Regions from separate parts of the Homo sapiens genome. Here regions 1 and 2 are each linked to region 3. The links are chromatin contacts, found by Hi-C or POLR2A ChIA-PET in ENCODE. All regions are on one chromosome and are shown on one strand. Each heading gives the region's core, a stretch centred on a gene start or an enhancer-like site at or near the end of the contact. The rest is flanking DNA. Distances are from core to core; before and after follow the strand shown.

Region 1 (4,167 bases), core at 125-2,624, 2.5 Mb after region 3:
AACAATTTTCAATGAATTTAAATTAGGAAAAGTCAGTAAAGAGTGCCCTCCCTCCCTTAAAAGTGGTCGGTTCCCTGGGTAAGATGTGAAATACTTGGCAGTCTCCAGACGACAGGATCAGATAGGCTAACAATGAATTTGAGAGCTTGCAAAGAAAAGTTAGACAGAATGGATCAGGTTAAAGTGGACACAAATGCCCAACTACAAATTCTAATTATTTTCCTTCCCACTCTTGGAACAAAGAGACAATTGTAAAATATATTTTGTATGTATATATACACAAATATACATATACATATATACAAATAGTGAAAGTATCTCCTATTATTGATGCTCAGAATTTCTATGGAATATAATATATGTGCAGTTTTAACAGTTGAATAATAAAAAATGAATACTTCCTTAGAACTAGGATATAGCTAATTTCTAATATAGGTCTTTTGAGGCCATGCCTAGGTTATTCTGGTAAACTGATATTGTGGAGAAAACGTTTTTGAGTCACGAAATTCTGGATTCAAATCTTAGCACGTCCTCTTAGAGCTCTGTAGATCCAAGTTACGTAACTTTTCAGAGCTTCAGTTTTCAAAACATCTGTAAGATGGAGGAAAGAACACCAACTTTTGGGGGTTCTTATAAAGATTAAATGTGATAAAGAATGTAATCTCTCTAGAACCTTTAGTTCTCATTTCCTTTATTGCCTCCTATTCCTTTGGTGATCATGTACAACAAAATAGGAAACACTTGCTGATGTTGGTAAACCATGAACTCAACTCCAAAGCAGGAGGTTTAAATAACCAAGAAAACTCCAGGAACTGATGCCATTATTTTCCTAATGAGAAGCACTTATAGTCATGCGAAATACACCACACACTTACTTCTAGGTCATTGGCCAACATTTTTGTCCTGAGTGGCAGTGATTGGCTACTCACATTACCCTCTGAAAGCAGCTCTATTTTAGTAGAAGTTGTCAAGTAGCTGATGTATGCTGAAAACTATAGAAAGTCACCCTTTCCTCAAGTTCTTAATTGCATCCATTTGTTTAAAAATGCCAAAAATGCACATGCTCTGACCTTTCTGAGATTTGAACTCAGATCCAGTGAGGAAGTAGAGGCTGAGGATTAGGAAAGAACCATGTGTCTTTGGAAATTGGCCATGTGCCTCGTCTAGTTGACCTTGGATACTTGAGATTGGGTCCAGTGGTTCCCTCACTTTCTTTGCTTCACAAATTAAAAAGATCTAGCCCATAAGAGATGTCTGTGTGTCCATTTCTTGCACTAGGAATATGGGAAAGCTGCTTAAGAAACTGCTGCTTGCAGCTCATGAAATCATGAGTCATTTGTGTAGTAAAGTGAATTGGCCACTTACATTTGTACAAAGTTGAAAAGAGGGTGGGCTGGGGAATGGGGTAATTCCAACTCAGAAATAAATCATCTGAGTGGACTGTATGCCCCTTGAAATGCTGGGGCAGGTTGCTGGGTTCACAGAGAGCAGGTCCCCAGCACTGACATCCTTCCAAGTAACAAATCTTCATCAAGGCCTCACGACCTCTTTAACACCAGCATATAACACAGAAGATTTCAGATCATAGTGTGCTCTCTCTTCCACTTCCTGTTATTTTTAATTCTCTGCTTTGTTTCATGTTTTTAAAAGTCTTTACTAACACTTCTAGGGGCAGCTTCTGAATGAGACAGTGGCCAGTAATTTCTCTGACGAATACACATTGTTGTCCCCTCTTTGGGGCTGAGGAAATCCGAGGCAGGAAATGGTCAGTGGCTTGTTCAGTGTGGTGTAGAAAGGTAGAGACAGACCGACCTCATGAGCAGTTCACCGGTTAATTAAGCCCACTGAACCCTGCTGCCACCTGGAAATGGGTCCTGGGCTCGTTCCTGCACTTCCTCCTCCACACCTGCAGCTGGGCAGAGCCCAGCTGCAGCCACCCCCCTCGGGTGCTGGCTGCCACTGCTTTGGCTGGTTGTTCCCTCTCTTTAACCCATTTCTTTTCACTCTTGGACCTTTTATCCTTTTCAGTCAAATGATAGATCCAAGTCCAGAAATTACAGAACAACAGATTGGAACAACAAAGGCAATGAGAATGTCTTTCTAGCTTTCTAAACTTAGGCCCCCAAAGACTTCCAAACACATTTCAAAAAATTATTATCTAAAAGCACAGGGGAACAAGTTTAAGGCTGAGACATGTACTGCATATTTTGAGACAGAGTTACATACTCAATTTGCTTAAAAAAAAAATAGAGTATTTAGTATCATATTTGCAGAGTCACATGTCCCAGTCCACAGGAACTACACAAACTGTGTCTTCAGAAGTTGGTAGTTGGTAATCTCTTTTAGGCATGCTTAAACCAGAAGAAGAAGATGTAAAATTGGACACAGGAAAAAGATTCTCAGTGTTGCACAGAGGGAAGAACCAGGAAGATCTTAGCCTACTCCTCAACCTAAACCCTCCATTCATACTTGGCCTTTTCTTTTCAGTCTGTAGTTTGACTTTTCTGCCCTAAAGTCTATGGCCCTGATGAACTCCCAGGAAGAGGAAGCCACTGCTTTCTTCCATTTTAATGCCTCTCTTAAGTCCCACCTCAAATTTCACCTTTCTCATAAGGCTTTCCTCAATTCTTCCCAGAGAATTTTACTTCACTTCTCTTGATTGCACCAATTTTTATTGTTGGTACCATTAAATTTGTAGCTTTACATGTAGACATTTTGGAAGTTTTACATGGGTATGTCTGGTCCTGGTATTCTATTTATCCATACTGCCCCAGAGTGTCCAGGCCATGGTGCACTCCAGATTACTTGTAATAAAATGCTTATGGATCATTTAGGTATGCTGTGTATTACAGACACTCTGTTCTGAAAATGAAAAGCAGAAAGAGACTCAGTCCCTGTTCTCAGGAAGCGTGCAGCCCATTGAGAGAAGAAAGCAGGGAAGCAACTGATTAGAAGCCAACGTAATGTGTTTTCTCACAGAGGGTGTGAATTCAGGGCTGGAGCAACACGGTGCAGGGGCATCCAACTCTGGGTAGGACACTGGGGAGTAGAAGTCAGGGTGACTTTTGAATTGAGACTTGAAAAAGCAAAGGTTCACCAGGAGACAAAGGGCAGGGGTAATTCCACCAGGGGCAGGAGGAGGTGCACAAGCAAATAGGTATGTAAGAGGCCATGAAGCAAAGTATTCAGAGAATTAGGAATATGACTGGAGACCAGGGAGTGTGAGAGCAGGATGGTGGGGATGTGGAATGAAGAAGCAGACCAATATGTTCGAATTCAGTGGATGCATAAGCGCATCCAACATACTTTGCTCAGTGCTCATTACATGTTACACTGCTGTTCCTATTAAAGTATAACAAGTATTTGCTTAGCTATTTCACAATTGATCAATTTTTACTAGCTCCATGTCACTGGAAATATTTCCCTTGATCCTTGCAAATGCAGTGAAGGAAAGTGAGAATGCCACTCCTGTGCATTTACTAAAAGTAACTGCACAAGCGCAAATGCACTGTCCATCTAAATAACCAAAAATATAATAGGACATGGTGACTGTCACTCCACGGTGCTGTTGATACAGTTCACACAGCACTAGATGCTGCCCTGCACTGTTTCCACTTATAGCGTGGTATGTCAGTAGACTCTATGAGACACCATATTTAGATTCCATGCTTCAATCCAGAGAACACTGTCCACCGATAATTTATTCGAGCATCTTCCTTGACTGTGTTATCTGTGTTTTTGCTCTATGGTTTCCTATTTTACAGACCCAACCTTTAAGTCCTTCTCTCTTTTTGACAGTAGAAAAGAATAAGACAGGACAGAGAAGCTTGTAGGAGTAGGTGAAGGTGAATAATGGTTGGCAACTTTCTAGTTGATCATATACCTGAGAATACATTACCCTGATGGAGTGAACGCCTTTTGAAACCACAGCTTCGTTCAGATATGTTATTAGTATTAGATTTTACTATGTAGCCACTGCATTAATTTAGCATCATCGTCTTGACCATTCATCCTTAAAAGTATTAACCCAGTGTAATTCAGTACTTCTTTGGTAAACCTTCCATAGGAAGATTACGACAATTTTAGTGATTATGAACTATCTAGGCTTAGCAGATGCTGGTAATCTATGGGAATCATGACCTGAAAGGATTTATGTCTAAATGTGAT
Region 2 (4,430 bases), core at 1,493-3,992, 2.5 Mb after region 3:
GAACTGTCTGTGTCAGTGTTATATATTTAGTGGGCTTATTATTATTTTTGCAATGCATTGGCACAGCTCAATTTTAAATGCAATTACCACATTATAATCTTGGCAAGACCCACTGTTCCAAATAATTCTCTGATGTACAAATTAGTCTTCCTACTAAATGAAAACTGCCAGCAGAAAGGTACTATTACAGTATATAAAAATGAAAAGTCTCATTGAAGTACGGAATAACTATAAATTTCATTTCAGAAGCATATACTATATACACACAAACTTAAAAAAGTTATAATTAAGATGTCTAATTCTCCTGAAATAGCACTCAAATATATAATAATTCCCTGTAGGGTATGTAGGCAGTCTGGATCAAACAGCATCTCCCTATGCTGTGAACTAGAAACACTACTAGACTAATAGGTTGAACTATTTCTTCTGCTATTTTTCCAGAATATGAAGATAAACAGCAATTGAAGTGTCATCAGAAGATTCTGCAATTATTTTTTGATCACCAACACCATCGGCTGTTGTGAGGTAGAGTTTTTATTATAGTATATATTTACAAATGTCTTCAACAACTTACAGTATTTTCACTAGTTCTGCCACACAGTAGTACCATACATTGTCTTCTCAGCATCAAAGATTTAGTGCTTTAGCAGAGAAACCAACTCTGAAATGAGGACTTTGAGACTGGCTTTTATTTCCTACTAGGTGGTCCTTCTGGGAAGATCAGTGCACAGCTTCTCTTTCCAACATCTACTAAAAAATCCTTTTGAAACAATGTGGGAGGCTGACGACTATTCCCCTATTGCAGTGGTCCTTGACAGGGGGTGATTTGGCCCCCCAGGAGACATTTGGCAATGTCTGGAGATATTTTTAACTTTTGTAACTGGAGGGAGGGGTCTACTGGCACCTAGTGGGTAGAGGCCAGAGATGCTGGTAAATATCTTATAATGCACAGGACAGCCCCATACAAAAAGGACTTAGTCCAGAAAGAAAATAGTGCCACGGGTAAGAAACCTTGCCCTATTGGCTTCTCTGTCAACATAACAGGTATTGCCTGTGAACATTTGTTGCCAGAGTGAGTGTCCCTGGGACAGTGTTGATTGCGGAAGTCAACAGAGGAGGAGAATTTAAGTCCTCCACTTCCTGCTGGGCTCTCATAAAACGATGCAAACCAATGGGCCCTTGGTTTGTTTTAGGTTAGACTTGTGGAAGTTTTCGAAATTCTAGTTTTGCTCTGTTCAATCATTTTAGAAAATATCTAAGTATCGTTCTGGTTTGAATTAGTTTGTTTGGTCTATTTTTGAACATATTTTGCTTCAGTTACAACATTAATATTTGGGTTTTATTCAGTTCAGGGTTCAGCAAATTAGCAAAATTACAGCTTTGGGTTATGGTTACTTGTTATATATCTTTGCATGAGAGCCCATGCAAGTGTGATTGGAGCAGAAAGCTAAGGTTCATCACAACCATGGCCACTAGAGCTTTCTATGATCCAAGGAAGTTAATTCACTTTTTTACTTTGTTTCTCAAGAGGATTCAACAATGCAAGCACCAAACCAAGTGGATGCCCCTCTTTCTGTTGCTTGGTTTAAAATTAAAACCCTTGATGAATAAAGTGATTTATTTCATATTATATTTATGAAAAGGTAGAGCACTCTCAATGTTTTGAGTATTCCTGAAACTGTTTACTTAATTATACAATGAGAAACAAGACAGGAAAAAACTTCATAAAAATCACTAGGGATTTTAAAAAAATGCCCATGTACTCTTATTTTGCAATGGCTCTGGTTGTGAAATCATCAGACTGAAAAATACTGGAGGAGTGGTGAGGGTGGATTTTAGTGACAAGATTTCCTTAAGGCTGTAAATAAACCAGATTCAGTAAGAGAAACAGAGATGGCAGTTTTCATCATAAAAGGGGGAAAACATTTTCCAGTTGAATTATAGGTACAGCACAAAACAGTTGTTCCGTTTTTAAAAACTTTAGTTTCTGCAGGCTGAAACAGAGCATTTCATTTGGCTCAGTTCATGAAAGCCATCTGCACCTGCTCACGAAACAGCTTAAAGAGAAAAAAAAAGTGTGCACCAAGGATTTTAACTTACACAGACAATAAGGGATAGACTCTGGCACTCAAGCACTGAAAAAGCAGGAGCATGATAAAGGGGAAAGGATCATAATTTTATGAAGTGCCAATAAATAATAACCCCAAATCAGCTTACAGCATCACTTAGGTTTACCTGTGGAAGCTACACTTGCCTGTTCTGGTTGCATGTTTAAAAGTTAAGCAATTAAACCTCAATTATATAGGTTTTTCTTTTATGTAGCCTAGGGTTGAATGCATTACTGGCAGGAAACTTTAGCTCATGAATTCAATCAAAAATCCTTTCATTTGTCAGAACTGCTTCCTGCTGCCTCCTTTAAACATCTGCTTCTCCAGTTCAGGGACACACACACACACACATACACATACACACACACCCCCTCTTTGTTAAAATAATAAGCAATCTACCAACTTCCCTTGCAAAAGTTACATTCTCTCTTACACACACACACACTTGTTCCCAGTAGAGTTTATTTAATGTGTCTTTTATAGCTTCCTTGTCCTTCTCTCTTCCTTTCCGCTTTTAAATTCTGGAAAACCTCAAGCTGACAAAAGAAGACATTTTAAAAATGCGAGGATAAGGCCCGGCCGGCCTCCAGACCAATGAGAAGGAAGCAGAGCAAGGAGGCGGGGGAGGCGGGGTTGGCTGTCGGGAATTGCCTGCACTCCTTAAACGGCAGGCACTTCCTGCTAGAGGAGGCCAGCTCTGAACAGACAGAAATCGGGTGGAAAGCTAGCAGGAGGCGTTGCTCAAGTTCAAAACAATCTGTGCGTGTCCAGGCACGCGCGGAGCCAGACCCCAGCCGCGCGGCTCAGACCTCGCGAGAGCCATCACCTGAGAAATCCACAGCCTTTTCTCATCAGGCTTAGACTGTTTTTCCCATACCTCCAAGAAGGAAGACCCACATGTTAAAACTATGAGAAAAGCTGAAAGTGCCTTCTGAACAGTCATCCTTCTTTTTCTTTTTTTTTTTTTTTTGAGACGGAGTCTCGCTTTGTCGCCCAGGCTGGAGTGCAGTGGCGCGATGTTGTCTCACTGCAAGCTCCGCCTCCCAGGTTCATGCCATTCTCCTGCCTCAGCCTTCCGAGTAGCTGGGACTACAGGCGCACGCCACCACGCCTGGCTAATTTTTTGTATTTTTAGTAGAGAAAGGGTTTCACCGTGTTAGTCAGGATGGTTTGTCGTGATCCGCCCATCTTGGCCTCCCAAAGTGCTGGGATTACTGGCGTGAGCCACCGCGCCCGGCCCAGTCATCCTTCTTTAACCACGACATAGGTACTCAGGTCCGCTGGCCTTCCTCTGCACTGATGGACTTTTCTTTGTGAAACTGATTCAGAGGCGGACCTCAAGTGGCTTATTCCTTCGCCTAAAAATCGTGCTGCTTTTTCCTCTAGTGAAGTCTGGAGTACAAATTAATAAAAACTTGGGGCTGTGCGGCCTAATGGCTCAAACCGTGTTCCAGATGTTTTGAAATATTATTACCCCTTTTGAGAGCCTCAGTGTCTCCCTGGAGGGTAAGACATCTGCCTTAAGGGCACTTACCAAGAAACTACAAACATTTGACTGCACACAACAATGGTATCTTAATAAGACAAGGTGCTTAATACAACTGGCTGCCCTATTATGACGTGTAAGAACGTTTTCATATGTAAGCTATGCTTGCAATTCTATAAGTAGATAAGGAAGCTTGTGGTTGTTACACTTCTAATATATGGATAGAAGAGCTTAAACTCTAATGATTAGAAAATTACTGGTATTCTGAAGTGTATTACAATCAATGCATTCATGATATCTACACGTTGTAATTATTCATCCTTAAATTAAAAATGGTTTATATGGTTATAGCCATATATATCGATTATTGTTTTATTATATTAATAATAGCTAACATTTCTGAGCACTATGTGCCAATTATAACACAAAGTTCTTTACATGCATTATTTCATTTCACCCCTACGACTCTACAGAACTATGATTACATTGAAGAAACAGAGGTTTGTATCATTCATTTGCTATAGGCCAGGGAGTGAGTTAACAAAGCTGTGACTTGAACCCAGCACCTGGACTCTCAGAGCAATCACACACTATTCAACCATCCACCCATTCATCCATCTATCCGTCTGTCTGTCCATCCATGCATCCAATCACCCACACACCCATGCCATCCAACATGAAATGTGTATTATTTGGAAAGACACAGTCATAAGATGTGCACAAAATACTTAAAAAAAGGATCTATTTTGTCCACCTGAAACAAAAGGAACATGCTGTATCTTAAAATGTCAGATGTTAGATGTGAGATTATACATCCATACTGAACTGTAGAAACA
Region 3 (4,304 bases), core at 143-2,642:
GCTCAAGACCAACCTGGGCAACGTGGTGAAACTCCGTCTCTACAAAAAATACGGAAATTAGCCAGAATAGTGGCGCGCGCCTGTGGTCAGGAGGCTGGGGTAGGTGGAATACCTGAGCCTGGGAGGTGGAGCTTGTATGTAGTGAGCCTCAGCAACACAAGGAGACCCTTGTCTCTACAAAAAATTCTTAAAATACTGGCTAGGTGTGTTGGCCCGTGCCTTTGCTCCCAGCCACTCGGGAGGATCGCTTAAGCCGCGGTGGAGGTTGCTGTTAGCCGAGATTGCACCACTGCACTCCAGCCTGGACGACAGAGCAAGACCCTGTCTCAGGAAAAAAAAAAAAAAAAAAAAAAAAAAAAAAAAAGGCATGGCAACAAAAATTAAAGATAACTACTTATTTCATTATTGTACATGCCTTAGTCAATCTCTTGTCTCATTCTGTAGCTTCTTGGGACCTGACATGAGTCATTACATATAAATCCTAGGATGAACTAGCAAAATATTTAAAATATGAAACGATAAGGTCACCAAGAGCTCAGATTTGTTAAATGCCCCCTGTGGTATTTTCCTGGTACAAGGTCTTACTAGTTTTTTTAAGTACAAGATTCTACAAAGTCATTAAATATCGAATGCTCAAAAACGGAATTCAACAAAAATTTGCCCCCATGCTTTAACGGTATACCTGTAGTTAATTTTTTTTAAAAGTAGGGATTATCAAAATAAAGCTAGCTCAATAATCACTTTTTCGAAGTGTTTAGAAGACACTCCTACTTGGGTGTCGATGCCTCCGTGGGGATTCTGCAATTCTTAGAGGCCACGTGGGCAGAGAGCGGCGCTTTACCCGGAGCTAACGCTGTGACCACCAGCGCCTCTCACCCGGCAGCGCCTAACCTGCAGAAAACCGGCGCGAGTAATGGGTACCTCACATACGAAGGTTAAATCATTTAAATCACGTAATAAGGTTAAACTTGTCCGCAACACGATTTAACACCTCCATCTCAAGATATAATGAAGCCCGTCCACACTACAACCACGTTTGTGTGGGACTCATACCAGCCGCGTGGCGCGGAGTGGCCTGCGGCCGTGATCCCTTCACCCTCTCGGACCGACTTCGGAGTCTCGATCCTCCGGACCAACGAAGGGGCCCCGGGAAACCCCAGATATGCAACGCCTCCCCCGCCCGCCAGGCCCGGACGGCCTCGCCCTCTTAGCAACCTACCTAAAACGGCCTCGCAGTGGCCCCAACCGCGCACTTGCTGCTTGTAACCCAGGCCTCGGCCCAAAACCCGCGACTGGCCTGGTGTCCTAGAGCTCTGTACACACCACCCTCCCGACCTCAGCCCTCCAACTCCCGATAACCAGCCGACCTCCTCCAACCGTGCGGAAGAAAAGGGTTGGCTATTTCCGTGGCCCAAGTAATAGTCAGGCCGAAATCTCGCGATACAACTTAGCTTCCGGGAAGAAGGCGAGCGGTGGGAGGAGACGCGACGTGGGGGCGCCATTTTTCTCGCCGCGCAGGGAGGACTGACTAACGTGGGCGGAGCTCTAGCTCGCGTATTCTGAGGAGGCGGGGTTGGCCTAGGCGAAGATCCGGACTCTGGGTGTTTTGCTACCGTGACCGTTTAGGTGAGTGGAATAGCCAAGAACATTTCGGCAAATAACAAAAACAAAACGTGCGGTCACTTGTGAGTGGATGAGAACTGTGAGGAAACAGCCTCTCAGCCCGGTTCGTTTCCGGTGGTCTCGCGTTTGCTGAGCTGTCGCCTGGCTTTCTAAATCTGGTCCCGGGTGTGTGGCGAGGGTGACGGGTGGGATGTGTGCCTGAGTGTTTTGTAATCCTTTGTCTATTTCTGCCTTCAGAAACCCTTGTGTGTTAAAATATTGGAGAAGGCTCATTCTTTGACCATGACTCGAAGTGTGTAACCTTTGTGCTGGACGCCAGTGTTATTCCATAGCACGCCCAGGTCTCCTCCCCACTTTTGCACCTGTTTCGTAAGCTCACCCTTTCTGCCTCCCAGGAGTTGGCTAACATGTCACAAGTGAGACCTGTGGAGGATTTGTTTTTCCTAAGTTTCCTCCTACATCCCCCCTGCCCCACACCATTAGTTCCTTGACCGGTTCCTGAGTTAAGATTAAACAGTGTAAACTAGTTTAGTTTTGGTGGGGTTTTTTTCTCCCAAAGTAATTTTTTTTTTTTTGAGACCGAGTTTCGCTCTTGTTGCCCAGGCTGGAGTGCAACGGTGCGATCTTGGCTCACCGCAACATCTGCTTCCCGGGTTCAAGCGATTCTCCTGCCTCAGTCTCCCCAGTAGCTGAGATTACAGGCGTGCGCCACCATGCCCAGCTAATTTTTGCATTTTTAGTAGAGGCGGGGGTTTCTCCATGTTGGTCAGGCTGGTCTCAAACTCCCGACCTCAGGTGATCCTCCCGCCTCGGCCTCCCAAAGTAATTTTAAAAAGGAATGAACTGGTTTGATTTTTCCGCTTTCAAAATTCTGTTTTCATATGATAAACCACAAAAATCAGTAAAGCTGTCTAGTCTTATTTTATAGTTCACATTTTAGGATTGAACGGGCCTTAAAAGTAATCTGGTCTCTTTACCTGCTTTGCTCCATAGTTTGGACAATTCCGGGGATAAAAAGTCCGATCCTTTAGGCAGCCCACTGCATTTGATCCACAGGGTCTGGGCAATGACGAAGCTCCAGGACTGGTATGGCATGTCCCTCACTGCCGTATTCAGCAGCAAGCCTAGCTGTGTAATTTGTGAGGCTCAATGCAAAATGAAAATGCAGCGTCCCTTGTTCAAAAAGAAGGGGAAAAGTGCTATTAAAGGGAAGGAACATTTAACTCCTAATGCAGAATCATTGAAATTTCACATTTCATTTTGTATTTTTTCTTTTTTCTTTTTTTTTTTAGAAACAGAGTCTCGCTCTGTCGCCCAGGCTGGAGTGCAGTGTGGCCCGATCTCAGCTCACTGCAACCCCCACCTCCCGGGCTCAAGAGATCCACCCACCTCAGCTTCCCAAGTAGCTGGGACTACACGCGCCCGCCACCACAACCGGCTAATTTTTGTACTTTTAGTAGAGACCAGGTTTCACCATGTTGGCCAGGCAGGTCTCGAACTCTTGACCTCAAGTGATCCGTCTGCCTCGGCCTCCCAAAGTGCTGGGAGTACAGGCGTGAATCACCGCGCCCGGCCACATTTGGTATTTCTCTGTTTGTGTTATAGAGACAGGGTCTTGCTCTGCCACCCAGGCTGGAGTGCAGTTGAAGCAGGATATTCCTCTGACCCCTTCGTGGGTCTTGCGGCTGCGGTGCCTCACTTACTTAGCCCACGGCTCTCAACTCCTCGCGGGAGGGGGGGCGCGAGTGAATGAGGCGGGAACTGGAGTGCTGGAAGCCACGAACTCCAGTCACCCAGGCCTGCTGCGCTCCACCCTTTATGGGAGGGTGCGTGGGGGTGAGCAGATGCTGGAGCCGGAGCGAGCGCTTTTGGTCGCCGGTAGGAGCGAACTCCATGCAGGCCCTGCGGCTGTGTCTAGGGGATGCCCGCGACCCCTGAAGACCCACAGCCTGTCTTACAACCTGTCATGGTTGTGAAAAGTTTTGAGAGAACGTCTGCACAGTGTCTAACGGTGTCTGGTATATAGTGTGCACTCAAATGGTAACCAGTTTAGTTGCGATAGTTGGTCTACCCCTCCAGGTGTTAACCTCTGCAGCTCCGTTTCCCTTCTAGACCCTATTTCTGGGCCATCGACTCCCACCAATTAGGCAGGAAAATACTGTTTGCCTCCATCTGGCCCAAGGCTGTATTCCTGGAGTTTATGTGAGAACCTAACTCCTTTCTCAGCTCCAACTGTAACCCTCTCCCCACCTCCAACACACACATAAACACTCACATACACATGCTACCACACTGCCTGCTGTGCCATCAGCCTGCCTGAAGTTCACATCATTTTAGAATTGGACGGGCCTTCATAATTTAAATTTTATTATGAAAAAGTGATAGTCTAAGGAACTCATTTGATTTTTTTGTCTAAATGTCAAATATAGAGTAGAACGCACAAGTGTCTGTTATAGAAATACTTGAGAGTCCTATATGCACTGTTATCCACAACCATTTAAGCACTTATCCACTAATCCCTAATAAGTACCCCTAATAAGTACATTTCTAAACCAGTTATTCAAGCTACATCCTCCCAAGATTGGACTTTGTTTCTACTTTGGTAGGGACATAAATAAACGGAAACAACTGACCTAACTTTTTACTAAAGAGATAATAAAGGGAATAAAATTAAGATTACA

What was found. Hi-C counts contacts between places; a loop is a spot of excess contacts on that map. ChIA-PET counts read pairs that join two places held with the same protein, here RNA polymerase II (POLR2A). Pooled maps may share reads with other maps.
Region 1: a pooled map shows a loop between it and region 3 (5-fold over the local background). The contact joins the enhancer-like site here to the promoter of TAF1D in region 3. A Hi-C loop is called at or near these places in 5 of 50 pooled maps. POLR2A ChIA-PET finds 5 or more read pairs at or near these places in 2 of 52 experiments (GM12878 and OCI-LY7).
Region 2: a loop to region 3 is called in a pooled map, with 6 times the contacts of the local background. The contact joins the enhancer-like site here to the promoter of TAF1D in region 3. A Hi-C loop is called at or near these places in 3 of 50 pooled maps. POLR2A ChIA-PET finds 5 or more read pairs at or near these places in 2 of 52 experiments (OCI-LY7 and T-cell).

What each region holds. Positions count from the first base shown.
Region 1 is chr11:96,213,802-96,217,968 of GRCh38, forward strand. The region is part of intron 1 of MAML2 (mastermind like transcriptional coactivator 2); the gene reads right to left. Among named protein-coding and RNA genes, the nearest start is that of MIR1260B, 130 kb to the right of the region's middle. RefSeq lists an enhancer at 1,609-1,678. Within about 2 kb of position 1,375, at least 19 of the 41 ENCODE cell types and tissues checked have a DNase peak (open chromatin) inside an H3K27ac peak, as active enhancers do; they include GM12878 and OCI-LY7, where a contact is called at or near this core.
Region 2 is chr11:96,240,594-96,245,023 of GRCh38, forward strand. All of the region lies in intron 1 of MAML2 (mastermind like transcriptional coactivator 2), which reads right to left. Among named protein-coding and RNA genes, the nearest start is that of MIR1260B, 99 kb to the right of the region's middle. RefSeq lists an enhancer at 2,954-3,103. Within about 2 kb of position 2,743, at least 38 of the 41 ENCODE cell types and tissues checked have a DNase peak (open chromatin) inside an H3K27ac peak, as active enhancers do.
Region 3 is chr11:93,740,103-93,744,406 of GRCh38, forward strand. It overlaps TAF1D (TATA-box binding protein associated factor, RNA polymerase I subunit D), which reads right to left and starts at 1,393. Exons shown (of 6, transcript NM_024116.4): 1 at 1,220-1,393. It overlaps C11orf54 (chromosome 11 open reading frame 54), which reads left to right and starts at 1,570. Exons shown (of 9, transcript NM_001286069.2): 1 at 1,570-1,626. RefSeq lists enhancers at 1,053-1,562, 1,691-2,376, 2,143-2,262, 2,783-3,322.